Linked DNA regions of Homo sapiens: region 2 is linked to region 1. A link is an interaction called in ENCODE POLR2A ChIA-PET data of the cell type or tissue named here. Cell type or tissue: OCI-LY7. All regions are shown on one strand. Links, peaks and the distances in the headings refer to the core of each region. The heading gives the core; the rest is flanking DNA. Region 1 overlaps PPP4R3A (protein phosphatase 4 regulatory subunit 3A). Region 2 overlaps CCDC88C (coiled-coil domain containing 88C).

Region 1 (8,223 bases), core at 224-8,223:
CTGGGTGACAGAGGGAGACCCTGTCACACACAAACACACATACACACACACCATGGACTTAGAAAAAATTCCAGGATACTTGTGAAATACTGTCAGTAATCTTTAGTCGATGATTAACATTTCTTGTCACATCTAAATAGGGATAATAAGTCAAAATTTACTGACTACCTACTATGTGCCAAACTCTTTTAGCAGTTTACTTATATTGACTTACGTAATTCTTACAACAGTGTCTGATTTAGTGCTATTAACCATATTAAACTCCCATGTTACTGTCTACTTGCATTTGCTGCTTTATTAGCCTGAAGGTTTATTTCAAAGAAAATGAAAATTACTTTTAGCCTAAAGATATTTTCGGCCGGGCACAATGGCTCATGCCTGTAATCCCATCACTTAGGGAGGCCAAGGCGGGCAGATCACAAGGTCAGGAGATCGAGACCATCCTGGCTAATATGGTGAAACCCTGTCTCTACTAAAAACATACAAAAATGTAGCCAGGTGTGGTGGCGGGCGCCTGTAGTCCCAGCTGCTCAGGAGGCTGAGGCAGGAGAATGGTGTGAACACAGGAGGCGGAGCTTGCAGTGAGCCAAGATCAGCACCACTGCACTCCAGTCTGGGTGACAAAGCGAGACTCCGTCTCAAAAAAAAAAAAAATTTCAATTATAGTTTATCTACAAGCTTTACATGGATGTTTTTGTGTTGACTGCCAGTTGGGGTCAGCCATTATTGTGTGCTTGCTCCATTCTCCATCATAGGATAATTGATATTTTCTTTTTGTTGTCATGAGCAAAATGGAAAGTATTTCTGATTTTCCATAAATTGAGTCATTTGTCCAATAGAAACTTAAAATTATTGCGCTTTTCCATACTTGGGCTAGACCTAGTCATTATTGTGTTGAAGTTTTTCTTTTCTAAATTACTTGTAGCTTTTCCCCAAAAAAACTTTTGATTTTCAGATTATTTCTTTAGAACAAAATAAATATTTGATTCTTAACACTTTTCAAGTATTTATTGTCTGTAAAATTAAGTTTTTGTGATGTGTTAATCATCCACCTTAGAAATAGGCTATCAGCTAATTTGGTGGTCAGTGCTAGAGATAGTGTGATAGGGGCTTTTGCATACCTGTGAAATAAATGGTGTGTGTTTTTTTTTTTTTTTTAGGCAGAATCTCTGTCATCCTGGCTGGAGTGCAGTAGCATCATCTTGGCTCACTGCAACCTCCACCTTCCAGGTTCAAGGGATTCTCATGCTTCAAGCCTCAAGCCTGGGATTACAGGCGTCTGCCATCATGCATGGCTAATTTTTGTGTTTTTAGTAGGGACACGGTTTCACCATGTTGGCCAGGCTGGTCTTGAACTGCTGACATCAGGTGATCCGCCCTCCTCAGCCTCCCAAAGTGCTGGGATTACAGGCGTGAGCCACCACACCCGGCCGCGTTTCTTTTTTTTAATAAGTTCTCTCAGAAAGGATGACAACATGTCCAAAGTCATTCATCTATTAAGATGGTATGAGTTGGGATTCAAATTCAGGCAATTCATTTTAAACTGTACACACTACTTAGTAATGACAAAGCGTTTGGGAATTTTATAATGTATATAGTGTTAGCATGGGTATAGAAAGGCTGGGTAGTTTTAAAATTCTCTCATTATTGGGTCTATATTTGTGGACGGGGAAGCTATAATAATGCTATCTCAACTGTAGGCTCAGTTCTTGTTAGGGGAGCTTATATGCTCGTCTAAAAATCACAGAAGAGAATTTCTAAATGGAAGTACTTGTGGCCTTCATGTTACAGAGCAGATCTGTCATGGTAAGTACTGTATGCCTTCCCTTCCAAAACCGAGTAACTTGGCACTCAACCTACCTTGCTTTAGAGGAAAAGGGATGTCCCACTAAGCTTCTGGGCCCATTTCTTGGATTGCATCTTTATCCAGTAGGTTTCTGCTGGCAAAATAGGTTGTAAGAACACGTCCCTTTTGTTTTTTGTTTTCTTTTTTTTTTTTTGAGTCAGTGTTTCGCTCTTGTCACTTAGGCCGGAGTGCAATGGCACAATCTCGGCTCACTGCAACCTCCGCTTCCCGGGTTCAAGCGATTCTCCCGCCTCAGCCTTACGAGTAGCTGACATTACAGGTGCCTGCCACCACGCCTGGTGAATTTCTGTGTTTTTAGTAGAGACGAGGTTTCACCATGTTGGCCAGGCCGATCTCGAACTCCTGACCTCAGGTGAGCCACCGCACCCTGCTCTTTTTCTTTTCTTTTCTTTTCTTTTTTTTTTTTTTTTAATTTTTAAGAGCTCTGTTGCCCATGCTGTAGTGCAGTGGCAGGATCATAGCTCACTGTAACCTCAAACTTCTGGGCTCAGTTGATCTTCCCACCTAGCTGGGATTACAGGTGCACACCACTGTGCCTGGGTAATTAAAAAAAAATTTTTTTTTTCTTTTTTTTAAGAGATGGAAGGGGGTGGGTCTTACTTTGTCGCCCAGGCTGGTCTCGAACTCCTGGGCTCAGGCATGAGCCACCATGCCTGGTCCAATTTTTGAATTTTTTCAAAGGTTCTCACTGTATTGCCCAGAATGGTCTCGATCTCCAGATGTGAAGTGATCTTTCCCACTTGGCCGCCTAAAGTGCTGGGATTACACCGCACCTGGCCCATGCTTTTCTTTAAGGAAGATAGATTACCTTATTTCTCTCAGTTTTTATGATAGCCGTATACCTGCAAAGTTCCATCTTCCATTTCAGATTATTTTGTTTTTATTTTTAATTCTTTCAGTGTATGCTGTGTCTGTTAACTTGAAGTAAGGATAATAATTTCATACCTTGCTTATGCTCTCCCTTTGTGGTGAAATCATTATACTACTTTTCTTTCTTTTGTTTTTTCTTCAACTTTTATTTTAAATTCCCGGGTACGTGTGCAGGTTTGTTACATAGGTAAATGTGTGCCATGGTGGTTTGCTGCACAGATCAACCCATCACCTAGGTATTAAGCCCAGCATCCATTAGCTATTCTTCCTGATACTCTCTCTCCCTCTGCCCCTTTGTACTACTTTTCACCATTATGATTTTTACCATATCCACCTGCCAGTTTTACAGTTGATAAATGCAAGGCTGGGGAACAAAGTGAGACCCCCCATCTCTACAAAATAAAAATTTCTAAATTAGCCATGTGTGGTGTTAAACACCTGTAGTCCCGGCTGCTTGGGGCTGAGGCAGGAGGATTGCTTGAGCCCAGAGGTCGAGGCTACAGTGAGCTGTGACTGAGCCACTACTCCAGCCTGGCTGATGAAGCAAGACCCTGTCTCAGAAAAAAAAAAAATGTAGCTCGGGCACAGTGGCCCACATCTGTAATCCTAGCACTTTGGGAAGCCAAGGTGGGGGAGGATTGCTCAAGGCCAGAAGTTCGATACCTGCCTGGGCAACATAGCAAGACCCTGTCTCCACAAAAAGTTTAGAAAATTAGCTGGGCATGTGGCACATACTTGTAGTCTTAGCTACTCAGGAGGCTGAAGCCAGAGAATTGCTTGAGCCCAGGAGTTTGAGGCTGCCATGAACTTTGGTCATGCTACTGCACTCCAGCCTGGGTGACAGAATGAGACCCTATTTCTAAAAACAAAAAATTTAAAAAAGAAAGAAATGTAAGGGAGTTGGAATTCCTCCACACACTGAAGAGTGTCTTTGGCCATAATCATATTTGTGCTCCTTATTACGAAGTACTTGCCAAGGCATCCAGAATAGTGTGCTTACATTGAGTTTTTACCTTGAATTTTATAAAGTATTCTTTACATTTCAAAATAGTTTTATCTGTTCTCTGACTCATATCTTAGAGTTAAACAGGTTAAATTCTCACTGTTACTTGAGGCATGAAGAAAATGAGACATGGAGAAATGTTTTTGTTCAAGGCAGCACTGCTAGCGAATGGTAAAACTGGGATTCTGTGCTGTTTCTGCCTCTTGATAGAACTCCATGTTCATTGTAGGTGGGTCTGCCTCTATCCCTACTGTGATTAGAAAAGGAGGTCAGAACACTTAGGGTGGAAAAGCTTTTGGGGGTAAGAGCTGTGAGAGAAATGAACAGATCAGTCAGTAGTATAGAATCTTGTATATGCCAAGCATTCTGTATATTTATCAAGAAGAGCTCAGTGTCGGTACAAGGGGAAGTATTTCACTTTGAAAAGTTTGTTTATTTAGAGACAAGGTCTTGCTGTCACCCAGGCTGGAGTGCAGTGCCACGATCATAGCTCACTGCAGCCTCAAACTCTTAGGCTCAAGTAATCCTCCTACCTTAGCCTCCCAAGTAGCTGGGACTGTAGACACATGCCACCAGGCCCAGCTGATTTATTTTTAAATTTTTTCAGGGGAGGTGGGATCTTACTGTGTTGCCCAGACTAGTCTTGAATTTCCTGCCTCAAGCAATGCTCCTACCTCACCCTCCTGAGTAGCCAGGATTATAGCTGTGAGCTACCACACCTGGCCCATTTTAGTTTTTAAATGCCACTATGTAATGAGGCATTTAAATTTTTTTCCGAAAAGTCAGGAAAGAAGGACTTGGAGCACATACCTGTTACGGGTTTAAAGCATACTTTAGTCTTGGCCGGGTGCGGTGGCTCACGCCTGTAGTCCCAGCACTTTGGGAGGCCGAGATGGGCAGATCACGAGGTCAAGAGATCGAGACCATCCTGGCTAACATGGTGAAACCCCATCTCTACTAAAAATACCAAAAAAAAAAAAAAAAAAAAAAATTAGCCGGGCTTGGTGGCGGGAGCATGTAGTCCTAGCTACTCAGGAGGCTGAGGCAGGAGAATGGCGTGAACCTGGGAGGCGGAGCTTGCAGTGAGCCAAGATCGCGCCACTGCACTTCAGCCTGGGTGACAGAGCGAGATTCCGTCTCAAAAAAAAAAAAAAGCACACTTTAGTCTCCCACCTACATGAGATTTTGGGCCCCATTGACTTTTCTTTTTTTGAGGCGGGATCTCACTCTTTTGTCCAGGCTGGAGTGCAGTGATCAGGGCTTACTGCAGCCTTGACCACCAGACTCAGGTAATCCTCTCACCTCAGTGTCCCAAGTAGCTGGGACCACAGGTGTACACCACCATACCTGGCTAGTTTTTTCTGTTATTTTTGTAGAGATGGGGTCACCTTATGTTGCCCAGGCTGGCATTAACTCATTTTTGATGGTGCATTCTCTCTACTAATGAAGCATAGTACATAAGTCCCTGCCTTAAGCCTTGAATATTGATAAGGACAATATACTCTAGAAGCTGATGGGTTGAGCTGCTTGCTTAGGAGTGACAAGGGTGTAGCTCTTCTTTCTGAAATCCTTCAGTATTTATCCAAATCAGGGCTGTGGTGAAGACCAAAGTTACTTAAACCCAAACCCAAACACTCCCATATTACTTCCCTGCTACCTGAGTCTAGTTGGTTGATAGTGAAGATAAAACCATAAAAATTACAGGAATTCTCTATACTATCTCGTTTCTTCAGTGAGAGGAAGTTAAATCTTCTAAACAAGTGAATTTTCCAGATGAATAAAAGCTGTGTACCAGAAGGTGTTTTTTGGGTTTTTTTGTTTTTAAATTTTAGAGACAGGGTCTTGGTCTTTCACCCAGGCTGGAGCGCAGTGGTGTGATCATAGCTCATTGCAGCATCAACATTCTGGGTTCAAGCAGTCGTCCTGCCTCAGCTTCCCAAGTAGCTGGTACTACAGGCACATACCACCATGTCCAGCTAATTTTTGCATTTTTTGTAGAGACAGGGTTTGCCATGTTGCCCGGGCTGGTCTTGAGCTGGTCTCCAATTCTTGGCCTCCAGTGATCCACCCACCTCAGCTTTCCAAAGTGCTGGGATTACAGTAATGAGCCACCATGCCTGGCCTACCATAAGTTTTAAAAGTCAGTAATTTTTTTATGGAATGTTGACTAAATGTGTACTGGAATGTTTTTCCTAAACAGTAAATGAATATATTGGTTAACCTCTTATTCGTAATGTGTTTATGGGTCATTATTAATGCTTGGTGTTTATGGGTCATTATTAATACTCGTTTTCCTGCTATACAACAGTACAGTGTTACCAGTGAAATGACTGTATGATGATGCCCTAAAAAAACAAGTATTGAGGCCAGGCGCGGTGGCTCAGCTTGTAATCCCAAGCACTTTGGGAAGCCAAGGCAGGCAGATCATGAGGTCAGGAGATCTAGAACATCTTGGCCAATATGGTGAAACCCCGTCTCTATTAAAAATACAAAAATTAGCTGGGCGTGGTGGTGTGCGCCTGTAGTCCCAGCCACTCTGGAGGCTGAGTCAGGAGAATCACTTGAACCCGGGAGGTGGAGGTTGCAGTGAGCCGAGATCGTGCCACCGCACTCCAGCCTGACAAGAGTGAAATCCGTCTCAAAAAAAAGTATTGAGTGCTGGTTATGTACTACATATTGGGACAGGCACTTGAATAAAAAATTTCAGTTAATGCTAATGGCAACCCTGTGAGGTAGGTATTATTTTTTTCTTAACTATAAATCTTGTTGTATTAACTTGCACCTGGCAAGAAATCTATAATTTTTATGCAAAACCTTTCCTTTTAAAAATATTTGCTGAGTTCTCTGTAATGTAGACTTTGTTAGAAGGATACCTCACTCTGTACTACCAGCCATCTTTATCTCCAATCCCCAGAGGTGTAGTGTTGTGTTGTGTTTTGGTGGGGGTTGGTAGCACCCTACAAGAAAGGGCCTCACATTTCATTTTATAGGAAGAACCAAGATATGAAGCAGGGAGGGAACTTTTTTTTTTTTTTTTTTTTTGAGGTGGAGTCTCGCTCTGTCACCCAGGTTGGAGTGCAGTGGTGCGATCTCGGCTCACTGCAACCTCTGCCTCCCGGGTTCAAGCGATTCTCCTGCCTCAGCTTCCCGAGTAGCTGGATTTACAGGCACGCACCACCATGCCCAGCTAATTTTTGTATTTTTAGTAGAGATGAGATTTCACCATGTTGGCCAGGCTGGTCTTGAACTCCTGACCTTGTGATCCGCCCGCCTTGGCCTTTCTTATATTTTTTCTTGCTATTGGAATGTGACAGTTTCTACCTGCAGTTGTCTTGGTGATGTTCTGAGTCGCATTTCTCCTTTTGACATTGTTTTCCCATTTCCTAATTGTAAACACCTCTATTATCAGTATATTTGGGACATCAATTAATGTCAGGATACACAGATCTCATTTAAAAGTAGTGTAGTATTCCACTGTACTTATTCACACAGTAGCTTGTTGGTGGCACAGTGTAGCATTCCTCGAACTTTTTTTCTCAGGATACCTTTAGACTTTTTTTTGTTTTGTTTTCATTTTTATATTTTATTTTGTTTTTTTCACACAGGGTCTCGCTCTGTCGCCCAGGCTGGAGTGCAGTGGTGTGATCAGAGCTCACTGCAGCCTCAACCTCCTGGCCTCAAGCAATCCTCCTACCCCAGCCTCCCAAGCGGCTGGAACTATGGGCCTGTACCACCATGCCTGGCAAATTTTTATTTTTTGTAGAGATAGAGGTCTCAGCTGGGCGTGGTGGCTCACATCTGTAATCCCAGCACTTTGGGAGGCCAGGGCGGGGGCAGATCATGAGATCAAGAGATCAAGACCATCCTGGCCAACATGGTGAAACCCTGTCTCTACTAAAAATAAAAATAAAAAAATTAGCCAGGCTTCTTTTTTTTTTTTTTTTTGAGTTGGAGTCTCACTCTGTCGCCCAGGCTGGATGGAGTGCAGTGGTGCCATCTCGGCTCACTGCAAGCTCCGCCTCCCGGGTTCATGCAATTCTCCTGCCTCAGCCTCCCGAGTGGCTGGGACTACAGGCGCCCACCACCACGCCTGGCTAATTTTTTGTATTTTTAGTAGAGACGGGGTTTCACCGTGTTAGCCAGGATGGTCTCGATCTCCTGACCTCGTGATCCACCTGCCTCTGCCTCCCAAAGTGCTGGGATTACAAGCGTGAGCCACTGCGCCCAGCCAAAAAAATTAGCCAGGCTTAAGTGATCCTCCCATAGCAGACTCCCAAGTACCTGGGGTCATTGGCGCGTGCCACCACGCCCAGCTAGATACCTTTATACTCTTAAATTGAGGATTCCCCAGATGTTTATTTGGATTGTATTTATCAATATTTACCATATTAGAAATTAAAACAGACTTTAGGAAAAAAATCACTTAAAAATAATGTTCTAACTTAGCATGTTAACAAAATATCATTAAGAAAAAATAACTTTT
Region 2 (8,399 bases), core at 400-8,399, 160 kb after region 1:
CCGACAAAAGGGAAAGGGGGAGGTGGGTGACTTGGGCTGAGCCGGCAAGCACTGTCAGAAAGACTGATTGGAGGCTTTGTTAACACTCATGTGGGCATTCCCTTTTCTCTCTCTTTTTTTGAGACAGAGTCTTCCTTTGTCGCCAAGGCTGGAGTGCAGTGGAGCAATTTCAGCTCACTGCAACCTCCGCCTCCTGGGTTCAAGTGATTCTCCTGCCTCAACCTCCCAAGCAGCTGGGATTACAGACGCGTGCCACCACGCCCAGCTAATTTTTGTACCTTTGGTAGAGTCGAGGTTTCACCATGTTGGCCAGGCTGGTTTCGAACTCCTGACCTCACCTCCCACCTTGGCCTCCCAAAGTGCTAGGATTACAGGCATGAGCCACTGTGCCCAGCCCCTTTTCTCTTTATCGAAACTAAAATTAAGTGGCTGATGAATAGCTCCACGTTAATAGGGAAGTGAGTCACTGTGGTGATATTTATTCTATGGATTAGAGTATCTTGGGCCAAATAAAAGATCTCAAGTAAAAAAAAAAAATCCTAAGATTTTGAGAATTTTTCCATTTCAAATATTGATGAATTTCTACACTTACTAGCAGGAGAAGGATTTAACCTTAGAAGATTGCTTTGCAACGCTGAGCCTTATTCTCAGGTGTGTCCTCCAGAGCAGGAAAGTGGCCTTAGACCCTGTGGTCCAACCCACCAGTCTCTCCCTGCCCTGCCTTCAGGCTGGGGGGCGGGGTGTGTTTCTGGTTCAGTGAACCCCCAGTTCCCAGTTCTGAGGCTTGACAATGATGTCATTATCTCAAGGAAAGCCAATTTTAGCTATTTCTCAGTTGAGGGGTCTTAGGAGGAGGTCGCATATTCATTCACTACTTATACCCAGGGATCTGAAATGAACCGCAGCATTGGTTCTCAGGACGGCGGTTTGGTTTTTTCATCCCGGCAGTCTTTGACACTTTGGGACACTGTAGCCCAGTGTGTGAGTTGGTTAAGTCTTTTAAGAGAAGAAAGCTATTTCTGGCATGTCCTTTCTTCCTCAATACAATAGGATATAACGAAAAAGAACACATAGATTTTTTTTTTTTTGAACCTGAAAGGGAACCCTGCACATTACCCAGGCCATTTTATAGATGTGGAAACTGAGGCTTGGAGACAGAGTATGGCTTGTCTGGGACACACAGTTCCTGGGTGACCAAGCCCATCGTCTAGGCGCAGGTGTTCTGCTGCTGTTTAAGTGTTTGAGATAGATAAACAGGTGAAGATGCATTCAGCCCCAAGCACAATCAAAGAGACACAGCTCAGAATGACGAAACAGGATTTTTGGCCTGATTGACAAAGTTGGGAAAGTGGTGAGGTAAATGTTGATCAAGGGTAGGAAAATGGGAATCACCACACATTTCCCAGGGTGAAATGGCAGAGCCTGTCTGCAGGGCAGTTTGTCAATATGAAAAGCTTAAAAAGGGAATGCATAAAGAATTAGCTACCATGATATTCTTTATAACATTGTTTAGATTGAAATATTTTAAGGCCGGGCACGGCTGCTCACGTCTGTAATCCCAGCACTTTGGGAGGCCGAGGCGAGCAGATCACGAGGTCAGGAGTTCAAGACCAGCCAGGCCAACATGGTGAAACCCCCGTCTCTACTAAAAATTCAAAAATAGCAGAGCGTGGTGGCGAGCGCCTGTAATCCCAGCTCCTTGGGAGGCTGAGGCAGGAGAATCGCTTGAACCCAGGAGACAGAGGTGGAAGTGAGCCAAAATTGTGCCACTGCACTCCAGCCTGGGTGACAGAGTGAGACTCTGTCTCAAAAAAAAAAAAAAAAAAAATATATATATATATATATATATATAAATTGAACCTCTGGAAGGGGTATTGGTTAAATAAGTTACTGGCCTTGATTTACAAAGTAAGTATGCAACCATCAAAAAGGTGCAGTGGCTCACACGTGTGATCCCAACACTTTGGAAGGCTGAGGCAGGAGGATCGCTTGAGCCCAGGAGTTCAAGACCAACCTGGGCAATATTATGAGACCCTGTCTACAAAAAATACAAAAGTTAGCCAGGTGTGGTGATGCGCACCTGTAGTCTAGCTACTCGGGAGGCTGAGGTGGAAGGATCACTTGAACCCAGGAGGTGGAAGCTGCAGCGAGCTATGATTGCACCACTATACCCCAACCTGGGCAATAGAGTGGGAACCTGTATCAGAAAAAAAAAAAAGGGGCCGGGCGCGGTGGCTCAAGCCTGTAATCCCAGCACTTTGGGAGGCTGAGGTGGGCGGATCACGAGGTCAGGAGATTGAGACCACGGTGAAACCCCATCTCTACTAAAAATACAAAAAATTAGCTGGGCGCGGTGGTGGCCGCCTGTAGTCCCAGCTACTCGGGAGGCTGAGGCAGGAGAATGGCATGAACCCAGGAGGCAGAGCTTGCAGTGAGCCGAGATTGCACCACTGCACTCAAGCCTGGGCGACAGAGCGAGACTCCATCTCAAAAAAAAAAAAAAGGATGGCTTTATGTTATCTTATAGAATTTACTTTAGAATACTCCAGCCAAACAAACTTAAAAGGGGGAAGGAGGAGGCAGGTAGAGTGAGAGGTGCAGAATGTTGATAATGTGAGGCTGAGTGTATTGTGGAGGTTCATTATACTGTCCTCCCGTGTCTGTTTGGAATTTTGCATAATAAAAAGGGGAAGGTTGTATACAGCCTTATTTTAGCGTTGACTCAGTATTTCCTGTGGGAGTTGTTCTCTCCCATTGTGTACTTTGCTTACGCGCTAAAAAGGGATGCTGATGTTATGGTTTGTTAATTATCATGGGGAGATACTTACGACATATTTGAATGGAAGGGGCTTCAAATAGTTATGTACAGAATTCTCATTTGGTTTAAAAAGTAAATAAGGCTGGGTATGGTGGCTCACACCTGTAATTCCTGCAACCTGGGAGGCTGAGGTGGGCGGATCACTTGAGTCCAGGAGTTTGAGACCAGCCTAGGCAACATGGCAAAAACCCATCTCTTCAACAAATACAAAAATTAGCTGGGCATGGTGGTATGTGTCTGTAGTCCCAGCTACTAGGGAGGCTGAGGTGAGAGGATCGCTTGAGCCTTGGGAGGTCAAGGCTGCAATGAGCTGTGGGCCTGCCACTGCACTCCAGCCTGGGTGACAGAGTGAGACCCTGTCTCAAAATAAAATAAAAAGTAAATAAAGCCACACATGGAAGATCGATGGAGTGTGTATACCTAAGTGAATGTCACAGAGTAGAGAGATGATTTTTTTTTATCTGTTTTTTCCCTACGGTAAACATGTCACTGAAATTATATCAGCAGTTGAGCTGAGTTAAATGTGTTGCTCTCTTGATCTAGGGAAGAGCATGGAGGAAATCAAGAAGGTGCTGCTGCTGGTGCTGGGCTGTGCTGTCCAGGTAGGGATTGGGCAGGGCTGCAGCAGAGGGACCTACCCCAGCCATCTCATATTGGGTTTGCGGGACTTGACCGAGCCCTTAGCTTAGGTGGGAGGATGCTCCTTTCAGTCCAATATGACAGAAGGCCGCTGGGTTCCTGGAAGAGAGTGGCCATTGTTTTACGTGGCAGCTGTTTCTAGTACCAGGGCACCTTGGGCAGGAGGCGAGATGGGGATCCCTCAGGCCAGGGTACCATTAGCAAATCGTCCCCAGCGTAGGAATCACTAGAACAAGGATCTGCAAACTACAGCTTGTGGGCCAGATCTGACTTGCTGCCTGTATTTGTAAATAAAGTTTTATTGGGCCGAGTGCAGTGGCTCATGCCTGTAATCTCAGCACTTTGGGAGGCTGAGGTGGGGGAGGATCGCTTGAGGTCGGGAGTTCAAGACCAGCCTTGGCAACATAGTGAGACCTCATCTTTACAAAAAATAGAAAACATTAGCTGGGTGTGGTGGCGCATGCCTGTAGTCCCGGCTACTCGGGAGGCTGAGGCGAGAGGATCACTTGAGTGCAGGAGTTTGAGGCTGCAGTGAGCCATGATCATGCCACTGCACTCCAGCCTGGGTGACAGCGAGACCCTCTCTCAAATAAAGTTTTATTGGAACACAGCCTCATGCCCACCTTTACATATTGTCTGTGGCTGGTTTGCCACTACAGCGACAGAGCTGAGTAGTTGTGACAGAGGCCAAATGGCCCACAGAGTCTAAAATATTTACCATCTGGCTTTTTACACATGAAGTTTGCCCCACCCTGGCCTAAACCAGGTGTCCCCCGTCTTTCTGTACTTAAGAATCACCGGGAGAGCTTGTTTAAAATGAAGCGTTCTGTGTTCCACCCTGGTCTTTTCAATCTGGGTGGGGGCTTACGGATGGGAGTTTTAAGAACAAGCTCCCCAGGTGATTCTGATGTAAGTGGTCCTGGCAACCACTAGAGACACATCAGTGTAAGGCTGGTAGGAGGACAAGAGCGTTCTTAGTTATGAAGGAGAAGCCCGGGGTGGGTGGTTCCTTTTGAAACTGTCATTCTGTGGCTGTGGTGGACTCAGCTTCACCCTCACTTGAACAGCGCTTCCATTAACACATGTAACCCTCCGCAGTGTGAGAGGAAAGAGGAGTTCATTGAAAGAATCAAACAGCTGGACATTGAGACCCAGGCTGGCATCGTGGCCCATATCCAGGAGGTAGGTGCGTGGCCTCGTGGTGGGCTCAGCTGTGGACTGCTGCTCCTGTGGTGGCCGGGAGGCAAAACTTCTCTATGAGTGGAAACGTTTGAAGAATACATCACCCATTACGATTTTGCTAATCTTAGGTTTCAGACACCACAGACACATTGATTCTATTTGGAAAGATAGCCATCAATCAGCCAGCTAAAATAAAATGAGGGTAAAAATAAAAATTAAAAAAAAAAAACACCTCAATCAAGTCATCTTTTGTCTCCTTCTTTTTGCCTTATATGGACTCAGACTATTTTTAAGAGCTGTCAACTGGTTGAGGCCCAGAGTTTGATTTACAGGCCCTGAAAATGTATTCTGGCAAATGTCACCCTGCTTTGAACAGTTGATCTTTATAGAATAGAGAGATTCTCTGCTTCTGTCAGTGACATGGCAGAGACAAGCTGACACCACTTGGGAATCAAAACCAGCGAGTCCCAGAAAGACCGCCTTGGGAGACTTGGCCCAGCCCCAACTCAGGCCCCCCAGCGAGGGGCCGGGAGGGCTCTGCACTGAGCGTCAGCGGAGTGGAGGAGGAGGAGCCCCTGGCCTTTGAGGCCTGACCTTCCCGGCCCTTTGCCATTGATGTTGGCAAAGGTGGTATCAGCTAAGGAGGCCGCCCACCCTAGGGGGCGGTATCCAGGTGGAAATTTACTTTCCTGACCTCCACTTCCACACTCCTTCCAAAATAAGCATTGTGTGCTTTAATTACCTTAGGGGATTTGGGTTCAGCAGTCAGTGTCATTGGACAGATGAGATAAATACATGAAGATTTGCATGCACAGGAGCTGGTGTGTGATTGGCAGAGGCAGCTGAGCACAGGACTCCCTGGGTTGATATTGGGGAGAAGCTGTAGCTGGGCCTACCAGCTTCCACAGCTGGCTGGGGCCATTGGGCCTGGGCTTCAGAATTCCCTGGGTGCTTTTTTAAAATTTGGGTGCTGGGCCCCATGAGAGACCCACTGAGTCAGACTCAGGGGGAGGAGGGGGCATAAGCATTTCAATAAAAGCTCAGCAAGTGGCTGTGGTGCAGCCAGGCTGAGCCCCTGAAGCCCAGCCACACCACCCTTTACAGAGGCCCCGAGATGTCCAAGGAGTTTCCCCAGCATTGGGTCTGGACCAGGCCTAGAACCGGCCTCTCAATCCTGTGCCCTTAGGGTGCTCTGAATCATGGGATAAGATTTCTCCTAATTCTCAGATCACCTGTATCCAAACTCGGCCTTTTAAGGTGGGGAGAGGTAAGAAGGTGGTGTCTCTTCAAATTTTGAGAAATTGAAGGGCCTTTGTTGACAGGGTTCTGTCTGCTTTTTATTTTATGGGTTTGTCTTTTTTTAGAGACAGGGTCTCTTTTTTTTAGAGACAGCCTGTCACCCAGGCTGGAGTACAAGTGGTGTGATCATAGCTCACTGCAACCTCAAACTCCTGGCCTCAAGTGGTCCTCCTGCCCCAGCCTCCCAAGTAGCTGGGACCACAGGTGCATGCCACCTCGCCCGGCTAATTTTTAAATTTTTTGTAGAGATGGGGTCTTACTAGGTTGCTCAAGCTGAGTTTTTTTGTTTTCTCTATCTCTGTTGATTGAATAAAGACTTCTTTGGGTGTGTTTCAGAGTAGATACCCCTGATTTCATTGTTTTTGTTTTCCTCTTTTGAGGCCTGAGCACTATGGTATCTTTCTTCCAAAATTGAGAGGAGAAGAGCTCGAAATGGATCCTGTCTCCTGTGGCAGATCCGGGGGTGTGCGTCGAGAGGCTGTTTCACGTAGACAGAGCTGTGTATCTCCGTTCCCTGGCCAGTGAAAGGGGCACAAAGAGGCTGTCTTCTGTGGCCCGTGGGAATGAGATGCACCCTTCCCTGAAAACTGTTTATGAATAGATCCAGAAAACAACCCAAGATTGCTTTGTACACAACATTCTGACATAAGATTAATATTTTTGCTGTTTGCATAGATTTTAAGAAGTAACATACAGTCCCTTTCCTCACCCTCTCACCCTGAAGCTTTCCTTCTTTGTGTTCTACATTGATGTAGCTCCAATGAAGATATCTTATCCCAGGACCCTATAGGGAAATAATTGTGAGGCGTGCTTTCTGGTCCCCTTTGAAAATCAGCATCCTCTCTGACCCAGTTCTGAAAGCAGAAGTGGTTCGTATGAACAGGGCTCTGCTGAAGGGTTTGGCCACACTTGCGTAGGGCACCCTTTTGCTGGCCACCGTAAATTTGTCACTGAGGGATTAGTAAGGTTGATTGGAAGGGGATGCTGTTTGCAGTGTGAGGGAAGTGGGCGCCCGTCTCTGCCGCCCCTGCAGTGCCCTGCCATGTGTGCCCACAGGTGACTCACAACCAAGAGAACGTGTTTGACCTGCAGTGGCTGGAGCTGCCCGACGTGGCTCCGGAGGAGCTGGAGGCCCTGTCGAGGAGCATGGTGCTCCACCTGCGGAGGCTCATCGACCAGCGGGACGAGTGCACCGAGGTGCGTCCGCGGGTCGGTGGCCCGGTCAGCCTGGGAAGGGGCTTAGGCCCCTTCATCTCCTCTCCCTTCATCTTCAGCCTAGACGCCTCGGTCCTGCTGCTGAGGTTCTGGTGGGGGTGGGACGTGCGTGCTTTCCCTGGTTACGGCCCCTGCAGTGCATGGTCACCTCGGGCCTGTGGGAGGATACAGGGAATCAGGACGCGGAGCTTGGGGCCCTCCTCCTTCGTACACTCCCTTTTGTTTCACTAAATATTTCACCTCTTTTCAAAACCCATGCCAGCCTTTTCCCACCTTCCTCCTCGTTTCTTAGTCTCCGCTGAAATATCTGTCTTTTGGCGGTTTCTTCACCCTGTTCAAGCTCAGGCGTTGTGCTGGTTAACCCCGTTTGTTCTCCTCCATCCCCCTCTCTGCCCGGCTGCAGCTGATCGTGGACCTCACTCAGGAACGGGACTACCTGCAGGCACAGCATCCACCCAGCCCCATCAAGTCCTCCAGCGCCGACTCCACTCCCAGCCCCACCAGCAGCCTCTCTAGCGAAGACAAGCAGCACCTGGCCGTAGAGCTGGCCGACACCAAGGCCAGGCTGCGGCGCGTCAGGCAGGAGCTGTGAGTCCCCGGCTGCTTCTCCTACCTTTGTGTGTGTTGCAGACATGTTTCTGGTGTGGTGTCGACTCACATGTGTGGTGCTGCCAATGGCACAGCTCTGACGTGTGCCCCGGAGTCAGCTGGGGTCTGCCCTGAGCTTACTCTTTGACCTCGGACTAGCTGCCTCCCCTTCTGAGGCCTGCACAGGGATGGGGGCGGGGATTCTTCCCGGTCTTCAGGGTTTCCTCCCGTCCAGACGGTGCAAGTTGTCCACAGAAGCAGCCTCCAGTCCACGCTCAGCTCCAGCTTGGGGCCGGGACGACCACACCTGATGTGTTTTCTTGGCTGGAGGGATGAGGTGCCCCTCCTTCCCTCCAATCTGGTGAGCCTGTTCTCCCAGGTTTCCTGCAGCTGATGGATGTCACCTGTGGAGCCTGGCTGTGGGGTGGTACAGCTGCCGCTGGGGTCTCCTTACCTGCCCCACACACAGGGAGGGAGACCTGAGTGGCGGATGGACATAGTTTAAGGGCCGGTGTTGCAAACTTATGAAAAGAAAAGAATTTTGAGTCAGTAACATTTTTGCAGGCCCCATAAGCAGATCGCCTCCCCACCGCCCAAATCCCGAGTCCTTTCCTTTTCCCACAGGTTTTAGGAAGTGGCAGCCTGCTCCCAGGGCTGC

The links. ChIA-PET counts read pairs that join two places held together with the same protein. Peaks named below come from ENCODE experiments on the same cell type or tissue, not always from the same donor. Only the 100,000 strongest peaks of a DNase experiment are listed, where the experiment ranks them.
Region 2: POLR2A ChIA-PET joins it to region 1 with 6 read pairs; 4 of 35 experiments call an interaction of 5 or more read pairs at or near these places.

What each region holds. Positions count from the first base shown.
Region 1 is chr14:91,498,380-91,506,602 of GRCh38, reverse strand. The region is part of intron 1 of PPP4R3A (protein phosphatase 4 regulatory subunit 3A); the gene reads left to right. Among named protein-coding and RNA genes, the nearest start is that of PPP4R3A, 7.8 kb to the left of the region's middle. In OCI-LY7, for the core only: no CTCF peak of the experiment used is centred there; no DNase peak of the experiment used is centred there; H3K4me3 peaks cover 829 bases; H3K27ac peaks cover 548 bases.
Region 2 is chr14:91,338,620-91,347,018 of GRCh38, reverse strand. CCDC88C (coiled-coil domain containing 88C) reads left to right here. Exons shown (of 30, transcript NM_001080414.4): 5 at 3,362-3,420; 6 at 4,556-4,639; 7 at 6,995-7,135; 8 at 7,557-7,741. Among named protein-coding and RNA genes, the nearest start is that of CCDC88C, 75 kb to the left of the region's middle. In OCI-LY7, for the core only: no CTCF peak of the experiment used is centred there; DNase peaks (open chromatin) are centred at 738 and 1,218; H3K4me3 peaks cover 1,042 bases; H3K27ac peaks cover 2,529 bases.